2 separate regions of the Homo sapiens genome follow, and region 1 is linked to region 2. A link is an interaction called in ENCODE POLR2A ChIA-PET data of the cell type or tissue named here. Cell type or tissue: PC-9. All regions are shown on one strand. Links, peaks and the distances in the headings refer to the core of each region. The heading gives the core; the rest is flanking DNA.

Region 1 (10,396 bases), core at 1,095-9,094, 70 kb before region 2:
AAAAGCCCTGAAGTGATAGCCTGTGTATCCAAAGCCCCCTCGGCCTGGAGTGCTAAGGCAGGTCAGGTGAACAGACATAAGCAGTATTTCTCTGGCTCCAGCTTGAACCAGCTATTGCGGGCCTTCCATCTTTCCATGCTTCACCCCCCACCCCCACAGCCACCCCCACCCCACCAGTTATTTAGGGGAGGTGCCAAGGAGTTCTTATGTGCTGATGAGGAGGTCCTCTCAGCTGTTCCTGCCATTGTCCTCCCTGTTTCACTCCTGTCTTAGTCTGTCTGTGCTGCTATAATGAAATACCTGAGACTCAGTAATTTATAAAGAACAGAAGTCTATTTCTCACAGTTCTGGAGGCTGGGAAACCCAAGATCAAGGTGCCAGCAGATTCAGTGTCTGGTGGGAGGTGCTTTTTGTTTCCAAGATTTTGGAATCTTAGAATCTTGCTGCTGTGTCTTCACATAGCAGAAAAGATGGAAGGACAAGGGCGCTAGGGCTTTCCCTTCAACTGCTTTTATGAGAGTACTAACCCATGAGGGCAGAGTCCTCAGAACTTAATCACTCTCGGAAAGCCCCCACTTCTTAATACTATCACATTGGGTATTAGGTTCCAGCATATGAATTCTGGAGGTACACATATGTTCAAACCACAACTTCCTTCAATTCTATCTATGCTTCCCTGTGAAGCAAGGAAGGGCTGGCACTGAAGGTGGTCCTGTCCATGCCAAGGGCAGCCTTCTGCTGCTGGGCCTCTTCCCGCTGCTTCTCCAGCTGGAGCCAGAGCTTTGGGCACAACCCCAGGCCCTCTAGATGCCCTGGATCTCCAAGTGCCAATGCAGGGCCTCGCTTGCCGTCACCCCTGACTTGACATGTTCTGCACAAAAAGGCATGTGAGGAGCATCTCTCCCTTCTCCTTTGCATCACAGTAGACACAGGGCCCTGTAGTGCTGCCTCGTGTTTCCCAAGAGTTCTTGCATCGGTCTACAGTCAATTAAGTCTCTAGATGAGGGAGTGATCATTGCTATGCAGAACCGGAACATAAATAAGCTCAGGGTGCTGCAGTGAATCAGAAAGTGAGGCAGAAACACCTAACCAAAAAAGAGAGGCCATGTACACAAGGTTAGCGATGGGCTCTTATCTACCCCTGGCCTGTCCTGCTCACCCTGAGGGAGATGAAAGTGAGTATTACCATTAAGCCATGCTGAAGAATATAGGTTAATTTTGTAGTCAGAAAAAAAATGGTGACATTTCAAACCATCATTGTAATAAAACAATACATTTATTTATTTAATTCAATGCTTATAGTCACATTATACAAATTGCCATCAGGTCACAGGTCTCAATAGTGTGGGTACAGTCACTCTCAATGAATCATTTTGCTGTCTCCATAAAGTCACAGGTGAACAAAGGCCTTTAGATAGTGTAGGGAGAGACACCAGATCCAACCGGACACAACTAAATGACATGCAACATTTCATTACCCTGAGTGGGCAGGTCAGAAAATTAGCTTTCTATACACAACTCCCTCTTCCCATACCTTCAGAACAGGGCCTCAGTGGGAAGAGGGGGCAGTTAGCTTTACCCGAGCCTGCCCCAGGTTCCATTTCTGGTATCAAGGACTTTTCAACCCCTCCCTAACTTTCATGTATCTATGAATAATCACATGCATGTGCACGTGCACACACACACACACACACACACACACAATTTCACCCTGGCCCAGACAATTTCCAAGGCTGCTGGTCAACCCTGGTGCTGGTTTCCTGATTAACAGTTGCTCACTCCGGGCTTTACCTTGTAAACCTAAGGAATTGTCCCTGGTTCTGCTCTGCTGCTTTAGGAAGCAGAGAACCTCTGTGCAGGCTGGAATCTCACCTTTCCAACATCATTTCCAGACAGGATTCACCAAGGACATCTGTGTCCTGTGGGAAGTCCAAACTCCCATTCTGCAGGTATGTCTAATTTATTTCAGCATGCAGCTGTCCCTTTTCTGTGAAATTTTTCTTTTATTCCATGTGTCTTTCTCTGCCTTGCCCTCTCAGTCTCACCCTTCCTTCAAACTAAGTTAGGAGAGGGACTCTGCTATTTATGGTTGACCTTACCCTGTGCTTTGTAAGGTATGCTAAAGGATTTTCTCCCCACCCTTGCCAGTGAATTTTAAAATTAATTTTAAAAGAGAATGCAATTTCTGAGGCTGTCCTTCCTTGAAGGACACTTTTTATTCCCTCGGCAGAATGTGTACTGGGGATTGGGCTATAGAAAAAAATCTTCTGTGCCTCTGTTTTATTTTATTCCTGGGGTGGTTTGGAGGATGGGTGATCTGATGACACAACTGACTTCACAAAGTGTCCTCCTTCTCTGTCGGAGTTCAATTTACAACATAATCGGGCTTGGCAAGGGATATCCTGAAACAGCAGTAACCCTCTCTATACAAAACATCACTTTGCCTCAGGCCAAGCCTATTCACCTTCATGGTTACTTTTAGACAGTGTCTCGTATCTTGTGTACAACTATAGTACTTGGTCCCCAGTGATTAAAAAGAACTCAGGGTTTGTCTACACACACACACACACACACACACACACACACACTCAGACTCTGGCTGAGAGAAGTGTGCCTTCCAGAAGTGCTCCTTTCATTGCTGCCCAAATCCAAACCTCTTCTTTGAGAAGGGAAGGGCACAAGAAAGGAGGTACCTGAACCCTTCTCTGAGTCAGGTGCCCGTGGTTTCCTCCACCTTCCTGGTGGAGGCCTAGAGTCGGAGTGGGAGAGGGAAGTGGTCAGAGAAGAGGAGAGAGCTATGTTGAAAGACAGCTGGGGAGAAAGCAAGCCCTCCACTCCCCTCTGCCCCTTAGTCCATGCTAAAACCCCAGAGTACACCAGCAGGAAGTGGAAATGGGCAGTCCTGCTGTTTCCAGGTTCTGGTGGGCACCTTTCCACATCCTAAACCAAAATATGTGACATGGACTGTCTGGATTTGTTCTGAAGAGGTGGTAGGTCCATTTGTTCATGGAAATCCTGACAGGGTCAGCTGTGAATCACACTGATGCTGGTGTAGGGTTAACACCATGGAGGTTGCAGGGGCCTGTGCTCTTGCTATACTTCCCTCATAGCCCTCTCTGTTATTTACTTAATTTCACATTTGTTAGTCGTGGGTTTGGGTAGGGCAGGAGAAGCAATCATTTCCATTTACTACCAACCACATAGCACACAAAACCAAATGTAGACCACTCCTTAGTCACCGCCCACTGTTTCTGATGGCACAGGGACATTCTAGGATGGGGGATGAGATATCCATCATTCAAAATGAGCCCAGAGGGCCACCGCTGGAAATACATGTGGTTGGCTGAATATAAGTGTCTGACTGTATATTTTTTAAGATAAACTTTTTGTTTGTTTTGTTTTGTTTTGTTTTGAGACAGAGTCTTGCTCTGTCACCCAGGAGGGAGTGCAGTGGCACAGTCTTGGCTCACTGCAACTTCCACCTCCCAGGTTCAAGCAATTCTCCTGCCTCAGCCTCCTGAGTAGCTGGGATTACAGGTGTGCACCACCATACCCAACTAATTTTTGTATTTTTAGTAGAGACATGTTGGCCAGGCTGGTCTTGAACTCCTGACCTCAAGTGATCCGCCCACCTCGGCCTCCCAAAGTGCTGGGATTAGAGGCATGAGCCACCGCGCACGGCCAAGATAAACTTTAAAAAGAAAAAAAGACTTTAATTAGCTGGAAATCCACTAACCAGCACTCTGACTTAATTAGGACTATAAACTATCAGGAAAAGAAACAAATGATAACAAAAAAAGATAAAAATAATAGCTATTTATTGTGTCACTTCCATATGCCAGGAAGTTATTGCGTATACTTTTTACACCAACCCTGGGGAAACTCTAAATGTCAAAGAGGTTAAGTAAGCTAGCTAAGAGCATACCTCCATTTACAAGTGAGTCAAAACTCAACCTCAGGTTCTATGCTCTACAGAGCTATTCTATACGCCTAAGTTTTGTCGTGTATTGCCATAACAAAATACCTGAGAATGTGTAATTTAAAAAGAAGAGAGGTTTATTTGGCTCACATTTCTGATGGCTGGAAAGTCCAAGAGCATGGCACTGGCATCTGCTCTGCTTTTGGTGAGGGCCACGTGCTGTGTCCCAACAGGGCAGAGAAGCAGAAAGGCAAGTGGGTGTGTTCAAAGAGGGCAAAACCTGAGAGTCAACCCTGCTTTGTAACAAACCGCGCTAGTGGGAACTAATCCATTCCCAGTAGAACTAACCCAGTCTTGGAAGAAAGACATTAACCTATCTTAACGACCTAATCACCTTTTAAAGGTGCCATCTCCCAGCACTGCTACATTGGCAATTAGATTTCAGCATGAGTTTTGTCAGAGACAAACCACATCCAAACCACAGCACTTTATATATCTTGCTTTTTTTGTTGTTTGTTTTGTTTTTTGTCCTGAAGCCCTAAATGTGAAATGGGTAAGACTTTTACAGCTACTAGGGTAGTCATTAGCGCTGTTTATCAAATATTTTTGGATTGCCACCTTCTGAACATAGAGAAGGACAATATTTTCCAGCCCCCTCGTGAGTGGGACACTGTGGCTGATACAGGTCAATATGCTCTGAGTGGAAATAATAGAAGTGATGTGTGTCACTTCTGAACTGGGGCATTTAATCATTAACAGGAGACTCTCCAGAGCTGTCTTTCCTTCTGCAAAAAGGCAAGTTCCAGCTCCATCAGCATAGGTCTTGAAGTGAGGATGATTTTGAACCAAGCCTCAGCTGCCCCATGTATGCTATGTGCCTGAGAGTTGGGGATTATCTGATACTGCAGCATAATCTAGCCTATCCTAACTGATAGGATCACAACCTAAAGAGTGCAGAAATATATTTTTATTTCCTCGTAACTAACTTAACTCACAAGCCCCCAATTCCACCAATAGTAGAAAATTCAGTGTTGCCCATTCAACTCACTTTGAGTATAGTTCTCCCCCATTTTTTGAGGAGAGAATACTTAGTCAATTCCAAGTTCCACCCCTTGGAACAAGGCTGGCAGAGTACATCTAAGTTTCAGGTAATGAAGGAGGTAAAAATAGTAGTTAAGGTTTTTTTGGTTGTTTTTGTTTTGAGATGAAGTCTCACTCTGTCACCCGGGCTGGAGAGTGCAATGGCAAGATCTCAGATCACTGCAACCTCCACCTCCCAGGTTCAAGCAATTCTCCCACCTCAGCCTACCGAGTAGCTGGGAATACAGGCATGCGCCACCACGCACGGCTAATTTTTTGTATTTTTAATGGAGATGGGGTTTCACCATGTTGGCCAGGCTGGTCTCGAACTCCTGACCTCAAATGATCCGACCACCTCAGCCTCCCAAATGCTGGGATTACAGGCGTGAGCCACAGTGCCTGGCCAAGAGCAGTTAAGTGCCCCATAACAAAGAGAGGCACTGGAGGTTACCTTTGTCCCAGGGCTGTCTTCTCATCTGCAAGCCATCACAGCTACGTGGCTCTTTCCTCTCTACCTTTGTGGTGGATGTGTCAGAGGCATGTGAACCAGAGTGACTCCATCTTGAATAGGGGCTGGGTAAAATAAGGCTTAGACCTGCCGGGCTGCATTCCTAGGAGGTTAGGCATTCTTAGTCACAGGATGAGATAAGAGGTTAGCACAAGGTACAGGTCACAAAGACGTTGCTGATAGAAGGATGCAGTAGAGAAGGCGGCCAGAAGCTACCAAAACCAAGATGATGATGAAAGTGACCTCTGGTCATCCTCACTGCTCATTATATGCTAGTTATAATGCATTAGCATGCTAAAAGACACTCCCACCAGCACCTTGACAGTTAATAAATGCCATGCCAATGCCCAGAAGTTACCCTATATGGTCTAAAAAGGGATGGAACCCTCAGTTCCAGGAATTGCCCACCCCTTCCCGGAAACCTCATGAAAAATCCACCCCGTTTAGCATATAATCAAGAAATAGCCAACCAGCAGCCCTCAGGGCTGCTCTGCCTATGAATTAGCCATTCTTTTATTCCTTTACTTTCTTAATAAATTTGCTTTCACTTTATGGATTCCCCTCTAATTCTTTCTTGCGCAAGATCCAAGAACCCTCTCTTGGGGCCTGGATAGAGAGACCCCTTTCCAGTAACAGATATCTGCAACACTGCCAAGGCCTCTGAACATGAGGCACGCTACTCTGCTCCCTCCTCATCTTAACCCAAGGCCTCTAAAGTTTCTAGCCCTCTCACAATATTTCTCCCTCCCCCACACCAGATCTCTGGACCTCAAGGCTGCTAGGACACTGTGAGGTAGTCCTCGAGTAACTCACTCAAGCAGCTACAGTGACTATTGTTCTGGCATCATGTGTGCCTCTCTAAGGGCCTGTCTGCCTAGGCTACACCTTGGGGAGCAAGGCATGAGTGCCCTCTTGCCTCAGGCCCCACTCCCATCAAACCTATCAGAGGTTTATTTTTGTTTGTTTGTTTGTTTTGTGCCTTTGTCCCAGGTTTATTGAAAATATTACAGTATTGCAGAAAGATTCAAACAGGTCCCCTAGGCGTTTTGAAAGTCATCCGAACTGTAGGCTGACTGACCTGCAGGTTGGACAGACTGCCAAATGCTGAAGTCCAAAAGCATTTTCTTAGCGTTAGGATGTACTTCAATGATCTCCTGATCCAGGGCTGAGACCTCGGGAACATAATTGTCTCTTTTTTCTCTCTCTTCCTCCTGCAGCTTGATGGAGATACCTCTTACTGGTATCTTACCCCTCTGAATCCACTTCACCAGATGCATGACATAGCCTGCTATCTTGTTGTGGAGCTTCTCGCTGGGGATAATGGCGATCTCCTCGCACACGCGCTTATCCGTGTGGAAGTCATTGCCCAGGCGCGTGTAGTACTTTTCTGTGACGACCTGGGCCGCCTTCTTCACGGTTTGGGTGTGAACGCGGCCCATGTTGGCTGGTCCTTGGTAAAAGAGGCCCTATCAGAGGTTTCTAACACACATTTTCTACACCCCACTGCTGGCATGAAGCCAACAGGGGTAGGGGGAGAGGGATTAGGACTCTGAACATTCTCACAGGGAAGCTCAAGGTATCTTGCTCTCCTGCTTTCCTTTCCCAACTCTCAGGTCCCTCCCCTTTTGGAATGTAAAACTATCTCTTACAACAGAGCTACTCAAAGTGCTGGTTGGCAACAAGCTAAGTCTGGTTGGTGTCAGCACATAAATCACCGTATTGCTTCCTTCATCAAGAAAGTCTTGCTACCAAAAACACACACACACACACACACACACACACACACACACACACACAAATCAACAACAGTGCCAACTGAACTAAACAGTGTTCATAGTGATAAAGTTGATTTACATTCTGGAATAGGCTTCTTATCTCAGTAATAAACAGGTCTCAGGAGGCAGCTGAGTCTTGTACATTCCTACCTATTCTGTGGTTTGTGGATAAATTTTATGCCCAGCTTCCTTCCGGTTTCAGCTTTTGATGTTCAAAGCCAGCTTTTGGAATTTAAAAAACCTTTCCACTCTCTGGTACCTTGTCTTTCAAGACTATTGTTTCAGCTATGAGTTTCAAACAACCCCATTCAACAATTCAATTGACTCCTTTGTTCCAGCCTGTATCTGCCCTTGTCCTGAGAATATTTTTTTTAAATCATTGCTGTGAGACTGGTAAGGAAAAGATAATAATTCTGCCTCTGCGCTGTTCAGCTTTTTAATGTATTTCCTGTCTCCCTGGCTAGAACATCGCATGCTTTTTAAGGTTGAGTTTTATTTTATAAAGAAGAATTAATTCTCTCAGCATTCAGATTAATCAAAGTTTGCCTAGCTCTTTGTAAAAATGACTTTTTAATTACTAGTCATTTTGAATCTGCTCCCCTCTAACAGCACACATAATCAAAAAGTCACTCAATTAATGTGATGTTTATTAAGAATGTGTAATGATATGAGTAAATGCTTCTTATAATATGAACTGAAAAAAGTGGGTTACAATGTTGGGTTGCAGTGTGCATATAAGTTTTAAAATAACAACAAAAGGTCTAGGATTAGGAAAAAAACAATAGAAATAAATGCATCTGTTTATATTTTTAATTTATATAATATCCTTTAATAGAAAAATAATTTTAATTTTTTAAAAAAGTGACTGCACTTCCCTATTGACTTATAACTTGGGAAACACATTAGTCTTGATTACATTTTGCCTTACATTATTCTTTTGTTGGTTTATCTCCCCAGCCTCTGCTTTAAGAATCTTCTCTGCAGTATTTTAACCTTCAAAAGCAATTGAACTCCTCAGTTGTGGTGCTTTTTTTTTTCAGACGGAGTCTGTCTGTGTTCCCCAGGCTGGAGTGCAGTGGCACGATCTTGGCTCACTAAAACCTCCGCCTCCTGAGTTCAAGTGATTCTCCTGCCTCAGCCTCCTGAGTAGCTGGGATTACAGGCGCCCACCACCACACCTGGCTGATTTTTGTATTTTTAGCAGAGATAAGGTTTCACCATGTTGGCCAAGGCTGGTCTCAAACTCCTGACCTCAGGTGATCCACCTGCCTCTGTCTCCCAAAGTGCTGGGATTACAGGTGTGAGCCACCGTGCCCAGCCATGGTGCATTATTATTTTATCAACCCAGTGAAGAGCCCCTCTCTACATTCCTGATCCTCATTTCTACCCAACCTCCAGGTCCCCATATGCATTACTTGTCTGGCAATACATGTGCACCCTCCCTCACTGCATATGTATTGCTGATCCATGTGCAAACATGCTTCCAGTGTGCATGAAGGCTCAGTGCCATCCTATGCCAACCATCTCCTACTTTGCTCATCCAATGCCTTATTTTCAGGATTTTTCCCATCACCAAACCCTTGTTGTTTCCTATCTCAAAGAATAGTGAGGCATCTCAAACCCCTTACACAGACTGTGAAGTATTTGGAATGAAATTTATGAGTGACCTCCACCCTGAGATTACACACTGCTACCAGGCCTGTAGAATGTTTTCTAAAGCTTTATTGCAATATATTTTACATAGTACAAAATTCACCTATTTAAATGGTGCAATTCAGTGGTTATGTGCACACTGCAACCCCACATTATAACCCACTTTTTAAAGTTCATGTTATAAGAAGCATTTATTCATGTTATTACACATTCTTAATAAACATCACATTAATCTGATGACTTTTTGATTATATGTGTTGTTAGAGGGGAACAGATTCAAAATGGTAATAAAGAGTCATCTTCACAAAGAGCTGGGCACACTTTGATTAATATACTCCAAGGTTGTACAACTATCACCATTAGGTAATTCCAGAATATTTTCATCACCCCCAAAAGGAACTCTAAACCCATCAGCTGTTATTCCCCATTTATCTCTCCTCCCAAACCTTGGCAACCACTTTTACTCCCTGTCTCACTGAATTTGCATACTTTGGACATTTCACATACGTGGAATCATACAATATGTTGTCATTTATAACTAGCTTCTTTCACTTAGCATAAGGTTTTCAAATTTCACCCACAATGTAGTATTTCATTTAGTATTTTATTCCTCTTCCTGTCAGAATAATCTTCCATTACATGAATATACCATATTTTGTTTATCCACTGGGCTTGTAGAATTTAAAACAGCATCACTTTTAGTACCTAAAGCATAGTCAATTTCTGTCACGTAATTAAGATAATTATGTCTTTTTAAAAATAATAATAATTTAGGTATCTTAGCAAATGAAGAGAAAAAGGAAGAGAAGATATTTAGGAAAAACATAGGAAATTTCTATATTTTTCTATTCTTTCAGAAAAACAGAATTCTATGCAAGCTAGAAATGTTTTCTCACTTTTTCCCTGTGCCTACACATCTCTATACACCTTCCTAATCCTGAAAACCCAGAACACAGCTTTATGCTGGCTTGGTACTGAATACCCAGTAAGTGTTGAATAGGAAGGAAGAAAAGAAGGAAGGAAGGAGATTTTAAAAAGAATGGATATTATTTAAAAAAGGAAACACTTGGAAAAAATTATTTCCACCTTGCTCTTTCTTCTCCCCGAAGCCTCCCCCAATCTCCACCTTGCTAGTCTTCCTTTTTGCGATGCAAATGGTTGAGCAGACAGTAGTGGGGAGAGCTGCAGGAGAGGTCAGCGGTTAAGCTTAATTACAAGTAAATACAATTTCTCTGGGGTTGCTGTGGAAAGGAGAGCAGATAAGATCAGCGAAAAGTACTTGGAGGGCCTTGGAAGACAGCCCCTCTGCAAATATAGGATTGGCTTTTATTGTTGTTGCTGCTAATAAAACAGATGTTCTCAAAGCATTCCTCCAACCAGTGAGAGGGCTGGGGAAATCGCTATGTCTTTACTGGTTGCTGAAACCAAATAAAAATCAAATTAAAGTTTAATTCACCTCAT
Region 2 (10,396 bases), core at 1,372-9,371:
GTTGCTCTTCTCAAGCCACCAAAGATGTTTAATAGACCCTTGAATATCTTAGGCAGGTGGTTCTGAAATAACAGAAGTGGAAATTTGAATGTTATCTTTAAGTATTTTCTATTAAAAATTGAAATATTTGACCTGCTTCTTGAATCTGTATTGCTTCATCTTGAATTTATTTGTGTTTTTTAAGTTGGTCACTCATTTTCATGAATGTTTCCTTTGTACTTGGAAGACTGTAATATTATGTAGTAGTGATTGCCTTGTTGTTATCGGTTATTTTTGTTTTGTTTTTTAATTTTGAAACCCCATAGTTGTAATCTTTGCATATTAGTCTTTCAAGCACCATTAAAAATAATGTTGTGTGACTCATTAATTTGCCTTTATATAATTGTGTTAATTACACAGTTTTTGTGATTAGTAAAGACTTGCTATGAAGCCTGATTTTAAGCAGGAATGTGTTTTTCCTAATGAAAGTGATTGCATTTGAATTTAGAACTATTCAGGTAATTTGCGTTTAGGGAACAGACCAAGTCACAAACAAAACATGCCCCCTTTTGGTTATCCATGTTCTTGTTTCTGATCCCTCCTTAAATGCTAAATGCCTGAGCAAATGTACTTACTATTTCTTGGGCGTTAGAGTTGAAAGTTGTTGATTTGATTCAGTGACATATCTGCTTTGAATTTCTGTACCCTTTCTGCATGAATTTTTTCCTTTTCCTTTTTTTGGGGTAACTTTGAGTCACCATTTTGCTTACTTCTTACTGTGTTGCTTAAAGGATGTAAATATCCTTTTGAGTGGTTGAAAGGGATAATAATTAAGGTTCACAGAGAATAGCAGTTTCCTTATGCATCTTTCGCTGGACATTTTTGTGCATTATTGACATTTCATAAGTAAAGAGAATTGAATAACTGTAGATTTTAATTCTTCTTAGGAATAAATTGGTTTGTTTTGTACCGAAGTATTTCTGTGTTCTAAACAGGTGATGAGCTCTTATAAACTGTTTCAGCAGTAATAACAATGGAAACAAAAATAGCCTGAGTAGAGCTATTGCCTGACTTACTTGATCCGTTTACAGTATGTTTAGAATTTGGAATATGAGAATTGTCTTGAGTTTCAGAAGTTCTGATTTGAAGATGCTCCTTGCATACAGTGCATGTGGTTATGGGGTTCTGTGTGTTTTTACTATGGGGTGTGAATTTTTTGAGCATTGGTATCTTTGTATACTCAGTGACTAATAGAGCTCTTTTGTTTTTGGGTTTTATTTATTTATTTATTTATTTCCAATTAAGCAAGCACTCAAGATTTCAGTGTTGCCTACATTTGCTGACAGGACTAGTAATTGAGCAAAAGAAGAATCAGCAAACCTCTAGATTTATCAGATTATCTTTTATTCATTTATTTTCTCTTATTTTTAATTTTTTTTAAGAGATGGGGTCTTGCTATGTTGCCTAGGCTAGTCTAAAACTCCTGGGCTTAAGCAGTCCTACTGTGGCCTCCCCAAGTGCTGGGACTACAGGCATGAGCTACCACACCTGGCCCAGATTTCTTTTAAACTGCTGGAACTCCTGGACATTTATCCGGAGAGGATACATTATACTAACTTTTTTTTAACAGCCAATGTTCACATTCCACAAAGCTAAGTGTTTGTAGTAGCTTTACTAAGTCTTCAATATTGAAAGTCATAGCAAGTGCAGTTTATCACATTATTTATTTCATAATTCTTTGTAACTTTATGCTTTTTATGTTGGAATATAGAAATGGTATATGAAATTAAATCAATAATAATAATTATTATGGCAGGTTTCCCCCCCTCTGTTGAACTTTCTCTTTGCAATAGAAGATATAAACAGGAATGGCTGGAAAATGAACAATATGCTGTGTGTTAAACGACTCATTTGTGCTTAAACATATGATTACCTTAATGGAGTTGCACTGATACCTTAAAGGGAATATATTTTTATATGGAAAAGTGACTTAGGTGTTTTCTTGTTTTAGTACACTTATTTTAGTGGTCTGCTTAATGAAAAATACAGCCTTTTTTGGCTGATTCATACTGCAGCAAGCAATATTATAATTAATGTTTTAAAGTAGTTACCATCCTAGTCTATAAAAGGTATCTGCTATGTACCTGGTCCTATGCCTGTAGTCTTTGGGAATAACAAGGAAATATGACTGCTGCGGAGGAGTTGGTATGTTTACTTAAGCAGGAAAAATTGAAAAACAGTGTATATAATTACATATTAAAATATGTAACAGATAATGAAGATTGGAGAATAGATCAGAGTGTGTCCAAGTTTGAAAGAGCCAGAGCATCCTAGAATATATTATAGCTGGAAGGTAATTTAGATATAATCTTTGCTAAAGGTTTTGCTTCACAGATGAGGAAATATTTTCACAATGGTTTAGTGACTTGCTCACAGTCACTTAACTATTCAGTAACAGATAAGAACACAAGACTTCTAACTTTCTCCCACCTCCCAGTCTCTCCTCCTGCCCCATTGCTGTCAGTCAGAGAAGGCTTTATGTAGAAGGCGAGACTTTTAAACCGAGCTTTAAAGGGCAAAAAGAATTTAGAGGAATGGGAATACAGAGAAGGCCATTGAAGGGGAGATTGTGTTCAACATTGTGATGTATAGGTAAAGAATGAGGAAGCATTTGTTCTATCTGCAGGAAAGCTGTTGGAGGATTTTGAAATAGGGACTGATGTGATAAAAATGGTGTGTTAGGAGTAATGTGGTGTGCAGGATGGTTTGAAATAGGAAGGGAGAGATTAGATCCATAGAAACCAGTGTATAGAGGTATTTGGTTTATTAACTAATTACTGTAGGTGCTACTAGAGATACAAACATAATTTAAAAATTACTTGACCTCAAGAGACTTCCAGTCTAATTTATGAAATAGATAAGTCGTGATAAAGGTGTTGAGGATATTGTCCAATTACATTACATGGAATAAGGACGTTTGGGAGAAATTCTTACCTGGCCTTTACAGTAGAAACTATTTGTTTTTAGTCTTATGGACACTGAATTGTCTAATTGACTTAGTTTCCTTTTCAAATCAAACTACAGTTTGATTTGGTCAAATTTAGGTCAGATTATTAACCTGAGAAGCACATGCATAGGCAATTACGTTTGCATTTCTTAGCCTGATTAGTAGATCAATTTTTTGTCCATGCATTTGTTTTGTATTTCTTGTATTGCTTCCATCTTTAAACTCTTTTTATCTTGTTTTATGTGGGCCACCTTACATCCTTTCTGGAGCAAGGCAGGTATAAATAATATTACCATAACCATGGCACAGTGATAATGTCTGTATTTTTATAGTACTTTAAAATTTATAGCCACATTCTCATTTTCATTACCTCAGTTAGTCCTTTCAGGCAAGCGTTACTATACCCATTTTATAGTCGAGTAAAATAAAACTTAGATTAAGTGACTTTCTCAAGGTCCTGTGTTTTTATAAGCATTAAGTGTGGGTAATAGCAAGACTTCCAGCTTAGTTGTTATTTAGGCTGTGTATTAAGGCACTTTGGGGCTCTATTGTGGAGAGCTCTGAATCCTTTGTGTTGGTGTAAGAGTTTGGATTTTATTTGCTAGGCAGTAGGAAGTCACTGAATTTTTTTTTTTTAATTTTTTTTTGTTATGGACAGTGCCATGATCAGAGCCCTTAAAGTTTAGCAGCTAATTAGATGCAAAGAGATTATCAAGGTTTTGAGTTTAGGTTATCCAGAAAAGAGCATTACCATAAGCAGATGTAGGGATGTTGGGAAAAGGAGCCATTTGGGGAGTAAGTCAGTGAATTCACTTTGACATGTCATTTGAGACATGTTTGGGTGGGTCTTATTGGGTTGTAGATTCCTTGTGAAAATTGAAAATTTTTTAGTGAATTAAATGTTTGATAAACATTAATACTAGGGTTGAAATTTATGCTCATGCCACTGTGCGTGTGGACTGAGTATTGAATCTGAACGTTGTAAATTCTAGATATCTCATTTTGGCTTTGGCACTGTCTTCTAAGGTTATTTCCTTCAACAATACGATGGTGATAATACCAGTGTTAGAGGGATGCTGTGGGGAGTATCAAATTGATAGCAGAAGCATTTTTAAAGTAACTCTGTAATAGTTTTTCTTACATGAGCACAGGAGTAAAATCAGGAATTTTATTACTTGTGCTGCTGTAGAGAAGCAGAAGCTTTAGCAGCCGATGGATTCTGTGGGGCACCTGACTGTAGGTTGTTCATTTTTTGGTGCAGCCAGCATCTTAGGAGGAATGGACACTCCTAATACTCTTCTGAAAACTTTATACAGTGGAGGTGTTGCATTGTAGCAAATACAACTTACCTTGATTTCAGGGCATTCTGTTATCTAGCCCCTACCCTTGCCTATGCATTATTATCTTTACTACTTCCTTAAATAGCATGACTCAACAATTCCATCAAGGAAGTTCCCTTATTGTCCATTTCTACCACAAATACAGCATATTATCAGATTTTAATTTTTAAAGAAATTTCCCTAAAATTTGAAGATCTATCTTGGGAGGATGGCTATAATTTATCCTGAGACTTACCTGAGCCTTTCTCCCATTACCATCCTTGCAACACCAATCCCAGTTTGAGACACATGACCTGAATGTGTACCCAGTGTTTTGGTCAAGCCAGTGTGTTTGGGACGTTGTGTGAGAACCTTTACTCACACTTTTTCCTCCATTGGAAGGCCATGGTGTATGGTATGGTAGAGTGAAAAAAGGTACTGGGGGGTTCAGAGACCTGGCTTCTCTGTCACTAATTAGCTTAGTAACTTTAGGACAAGTTACTTCACCATGGATTTTTTTTTTAATTGCATTTGTAAAATAAGGGATTTCAAACTTTTAAAAGCCTTTGGTGTTCTTTTTTAAAGGCAAAAGTGGAGCTGTTCTGATTAAAATTGGATATTGGAGCAAGAAAAGCATTTTCCTCCTCCTTTCCACAGTAGCTTTTGAGGCACTTTCACAGGGTCCTTAGGACTTCTGCTGGTCATGACTTGAAAACTTTTGTCCTTATTTATCTTAAGGGACCTGTCTGTCCATTTCTTTATCTCCACAAATAGCCATCTGTCAAATCTGAGCTCCTGTCATACTTTCTCTGAAATTAGCACTTAATTTGTGTTCAGTTACCCAATTCAGCACTTCATTATACACAGTCCTATTTTCTTCTCTAATTGATTATGTAAGTAAATCTTGTCCTAAGAGCCTTGAGTGCAGGAACATACTGGTAGGGACAGAGTAGGCCTAGACATTTAACAAATAATGAATGCTTGGTTGATGGACTTAGTGGTTCTCAATCTTTGTCACCATGGGGTGACCCATGGAACTTTTTCAACATAAGAAGGCCCAACTTCTAATACAGTAGAGGTCTGAAAATCCATACTTTAAAAAAGCTCTACAGGTGATTTGATAACATTAAATGATTACTTGTTGCACTTCAAGATTATTTATTGCTTAGCATACCTTGAATAATGGTTTTCAGTTAATGCACCAGAAAGGCCCTATACTGGAAAGACAGACTGAGAATTAGGAGACTTGGATCCTTATTCTGCTTTTAGCATTAACGATAATAGCTTTCTGATCCTGAATAAATCACTAAATTTTTCCAACCCATAGGATTCTTATTGATAAAATTATGGGCTGAGCTAGGTGAATAGTTTTCATACTTTTTTTTTCCTTTTTAAACTGGAATTATTCAGAAACATCTTTTGGGTGAAGACCAGTAAATATAACATATATTTTTATCAGTTCGGCTTTCATCTGGGTACCTGAATATTTATTAAAAATATAGAACATGGTAAGCTTGGTCCTGTCCTAGTAGGAGAGCTAAATTGTATGCAGTAGGTAGTACTGAAGATGGGATTTAGACTTTAAACTTGAAACATCCTATTAGAATGCGAATGAACAAAGGTAGTAAGCTTATCAATAATTGTGGTACTCAGTGTGAATAAAAACTAGATTATGATGAACCAATATGGCCAGTCTTTCTGCATTCATTTAATTCAACAAATATTTATAGAGCTTCTGCTCCTTGTAATGTACTGAGCACTGGTGGTAGAGTAATGAATAAGATAACATCTCTGCCCTCTCAAAATGTATATTGGTCAGTTGGGGAAATCATATGTTAAATAATACTGGTTGTAGTTTAATGAGTAGAATACGAGAGATTTGAAGTACCCCAGGAGCATAAGGTGGGGACTGCTAATCTGGACAAGAGGATTTGGGAAGGGGCTCTCTGAGGATATCATGTTTACAATGAGATGTGAAAGATGAATAGGAATTAATCAGTTCAAGAACTGGGAGTGAGAAGTGGAATTGAAAATGTTCTGAGCAAAGGGAACACTATGCAGACATCTCAGACATCCCTCATTATACACAGGGGCATACCACAAGGGGATTGGTTCCAGGATTCCCTACTCGTGTGCCCTCCTCCCCCAACACACACACACCAATATCAAAATCTGCACATGCCTCAGTCCTGCAGCAGGCCCTGTGGAACCCGAGTATGTGAAAAGTGTGCCTGGCCCCTGGGCCTCAGAGCCCCTGTGACTATGAGCTGTTTGCATCCCGTGAATTCTGTATTTTTAATTTGCATGTGATTGAAAAAACCTGATTTAAGTGGACCCACACAGTTCATACCCATTTTGTTCGAGGGTCAGCTGTACAATCACGTACCGCATAATGACTTCTCAGTCTATGGACCAGTATACAATGGCAGTCCCATAAGATTATAACAGAACTGAAACATTCCTATCTCCTAGTGACATTGTAATGATCCTGACCCTGTGTGGGCCTAGGCTGATGTCTGTGTTTGTGTCTTAGTTGTTAACAAAAACATTTAAAAGGTAAAAATTTAAAAAATTTAAATAGATAAGAGCTTATAGAATAAGGATATAAAGAAAAATTTTTTGTATAGCTGTACAGTGTGTTTGAAACTGTTATTACAAGAGTCAAAAAGTTTTTAACATTTTAAAGCTTATAAAGTTACAGTAGGCCCAGCGTGATGGCTCATGCCTGTAATCCCAGCACTTTGGGAAGCCGAGGTGGGCAGATCACCTGAGGTCAGGAGTTCGAGACCAGCCTGGCCAATAGGGTGAAACCCCATCTCTACTAAAGATACAAAAATTAGCTGGGTGTGGTGGCACACGCCCATAATCCCAGCTACTCGGGAGGCTGAGGCAGGAGAATCACTTGAACCCGTGAAGTGGAGGTTGCAGTGAGCTGAGATTGCGCCACTGCACTCCAGCCTGGGTGACAGAGTGTGAGACTCCATCTCAAAAAAAAAAAAAAAAGTTACAGTAAGCTAGTTAATTTATTATTGAACACAGACTTTTTCTCTTATAAATTTAGTGTAGCCTAAGTATATGGTGTTTTTAAAGTGTATAGTAGTGTACAGTAATGCTGTAGGCCTTCATATTCGCTCACTCGTCATTCATTGACTCACCCAAAGCAACTTCCAGTCTTGCAAGCCCATTCAGGTAAGTGCCCTCTACAGGTATACCATTTTTAAATCTTTTATACCATGTTTTTAACTATACTTTTTCTGTGTTTAAATATTTTTATTTTTTAATTTTTTTTTTTTTTTTAAGTAGGGTCTAGCTCTGTCACCCAGACTGGAGTGCAGTGGTGCAGTCACAGCTGACTGCAGCTTCTACCTTCCAGGGCTCAGATGAGCCTCCTACCTCAGCCTCCTGAGGAGCTGGTACCACAGGCGCACGCACCCATGCCCAGCTAATTTTTTTTTTTTTTTGTAGAGACGGGGCTTCGCCTTGTTGCCCCGGCTGGTCTTCAACTCCTGGACTCAAGCAGTCCTCTTGGCTTGGCCTCCCAAAGTGCTGGGATTACAGATGTGAGCTCCTGTGCCTGGCCTAGGTATTTTTAAATACACAAATACTTACCATTGTGTTAGGATGCCTGCAGTACAACAGTAGAATAACATGCTGTACAGGTTTGTAGTCTAGGAGCAACAGGCTATACCATATAGCTTAGGTATGTAGTAGGCTATACCATTTGGGTTTGTGTAAATATGCTCTGTGATCACACAATGACAAAATCATCTAATGACATAGCATCGTTAAGTGATGCATAACTGCACATACAATTCTTGAAACTAATGAAAACACAGCACTTTCAAGGAACAAAAGTTCAGCATAGCTGGTTCAGGAAGCATGAGATTTAGCTGAAGAGCCAAAGATGATTTTCATGTTATGAGGCTATTTGCATGATCTTTGTACTTTTTAGTGACAAGTCCACAGTTGGAAATTGTGGACGAGATTCCATACTTTTCAATAAATACATTGATTCCTAGTAACAACAGCAATAACATTTATCAAGTCTTTGTGCCAGTTGTTGTACTAAATGCTTTACATGCATTTATGTTAATTACAGTGACCCCCATGGGGTGTGTATTGTTATCCTATCTTTCAGGTTAGGAAACCGAGGCTTAAAGAGGCTAAGTGGCACACCTAGGTCTCTGTTTTGATTATAGCAGTAAGCAGTTAAGATCATTATCAGGCTCTTACCCGTTAATTTCTGCTTCAGGCCAGTGGAATGATGAAGCATATATCAAATGGAATTGGGGGATTGCAGAATTTCCACTGTTAAGATCTATAGATTTAACAGCTGTTATTCTGAGTTTAACCTCAGTGTTTGTACAGTTCCCAGGTCCAGATTGTGTGCTCTAGAATCAATTGTGCATTCTTATCTCTGTATTGCATTTTGGAGACACAGACAATTGATTATCAGATCTAATGTTAACTTAGCTTTCAGGATTTCTAGATGCTGACTATAAACGTTTTTGAAGTTGGTTGTATGCAAACTGCTGATCCTGGTAACCCATACATTCTCAACATTTTGGGTTTTTGTTAAGAATTGTATTTTAGGGTAGGTTTGGTGGCTTATGCTTGTAATCCCAGCACTTTGGGAGGCTGAGGTGGGAGGATTGCTTGAGACCATGAGTTTGAAACTGGCCTGGGCAACATAGCGAGACCTTCTCTCTGCAAAAAAATTTAAAATAATAGCCAAGCATGTTGGTACTTGCCTATAGTCCTAACTATTCTGGATGCCGAAGCAGGAGGACCTCTTGAGCCCAGCAGTTCCAGGCTGTGATGGACTGTGATTGTGCCACTGTTCTCCAGCCAGGATGACAGAGCAATACCATGTCTGTTAAAACAAATATATATGAAACTGAAGCTAATTACACATGTTAACCTTGGGATAATTTTCATCTGGAGCAGCATTTATATTTTTTTGTGACCCAGTTGGTGAAATAGAAAATTAGGATTTACCCTGTTTACATGTTATTTTGATAAAAACATAATTTAAACTATTTCAGTGTTGTCAAATGAGTTGTGACTTAAAATTAATATGCAAGCAAATTATGCAAAAAGGTGGATTTGTTTACCACTTTTTACCAACCACTTCCTTTCTCCCATACCAAGCTGTTACTAAACTAGGGCTGTAGCTTTCAGTTGAGGAAACATGACGGTTGATTATTGTTTCTAATAATAGCTATTATTAGAAGTCAGCTATTTCATGGCATTGGTTTCCAGTCATTCACACCTCATTTAATCATGCCCTGCATCACCTTGTTGAGTTGTTAATGCTGTTTATTTCTCAATTTTTCTTTTACACTACATTGCTAAGTCCCCCCATCTTCCTCTTCATAGTGCTTTCCCTACCCTCTGAGTACTTGCTTCTTCATGCTCTGGCCAAGGAGAGTGGTGTTTTGGCAGACTGTTTTATACATGTACACTTATATGCCAATCATCATTAGTTAGAAAGGAATTGGTGAAAATGCTCTTATGTTATGAGAGACATGTTCAACATCACAATAGTCTGAGAAGATGAATTAACAATTTATGAGTGTTGCTGGAAAGTATGATTTCAGGCGATTAGACTATAGGGGCAAAGCCATTGCCGGCTTATGCTGTTGGAATCACATCTTAGTAGTTACATAATGCCATCAGGACCAGTACGAGACTGGTTTGGTGATTGAGCCCATTTCCTGGGATTTGTTCCTATGTATTGCAGACAGATGTCCACGCTTAGGTGTGCATGCTCCTGTCATGCATGTACACATAATTTTTAAAAAAGGAGTCATAGTGCATATCCTATTATATACTTGCTGTTTTTCCCCCATTGCTCTCTATTCTTTAGTTCACTCATTTAAATAAGATAAACATTTTAATGAAATCATATTCTTTGCAGTAACTTGGATGGAGCCAGAAGCCATAATCCTAAGTGAATTAATGCAGGAACAGAAAACCAAAGACTGGTTTGGTCTGTTCTGCTGAGACCTAGTGGAGGAGGCTAGTCCAAAATAGTAGTCTCCCATAAACTTTCTTTAACAGAATATACACACTTAAAAATTTTGTACAT

The links. ChIA-PET counts read pairs that join two places held together with the same protein. Peaks named below come from ENCODE experiments on the same cell type or tissue, not always from the same donor. Only the 100,000 strongest peaks of a DNase experiment are listed, where the experiment ranks them.
Region 1: POLR2A ChIA-PET joins it to region 2 with 7 read pairs; 14 of 35 experiments call an interaction of 5 or more read pairs at or near these places.

Annotation. Positions count from the first base shown.
Region 1 is chr1:167,155,892-167,166,287 of GRCh38, forward strand. It overlaps the pseudogene RPS17P6. Among named protein-coding and RNA genes, the nearest start is that of LINC01363, 35 kb to the right of the region's middle. In PC-9, for the core only: no CTCF peak of the experiment used is centred there; DNase peaks (open chromatin) are centred at 5,570 and 7,200; H3K27ac peaks cover 4,072 bases.
Region 2 is chr1:167,225,553-167,235,948 of GRCh38, forward strand. All of the region lies in intron 1 of POU2F1 (POU class 2 homeobox 1), which reads left to right. Among named protein-coding and RNA genes, the nearest start is that of POU2F1, 9.9 kb to the left of the region's middle. In PC-9, for the core only: no CTCF peak of the experiment used is centred there; DNase peaks (open chromatin) are centred at 2,619 and 4,399; H3K27ac peaks cover 3,220 bases.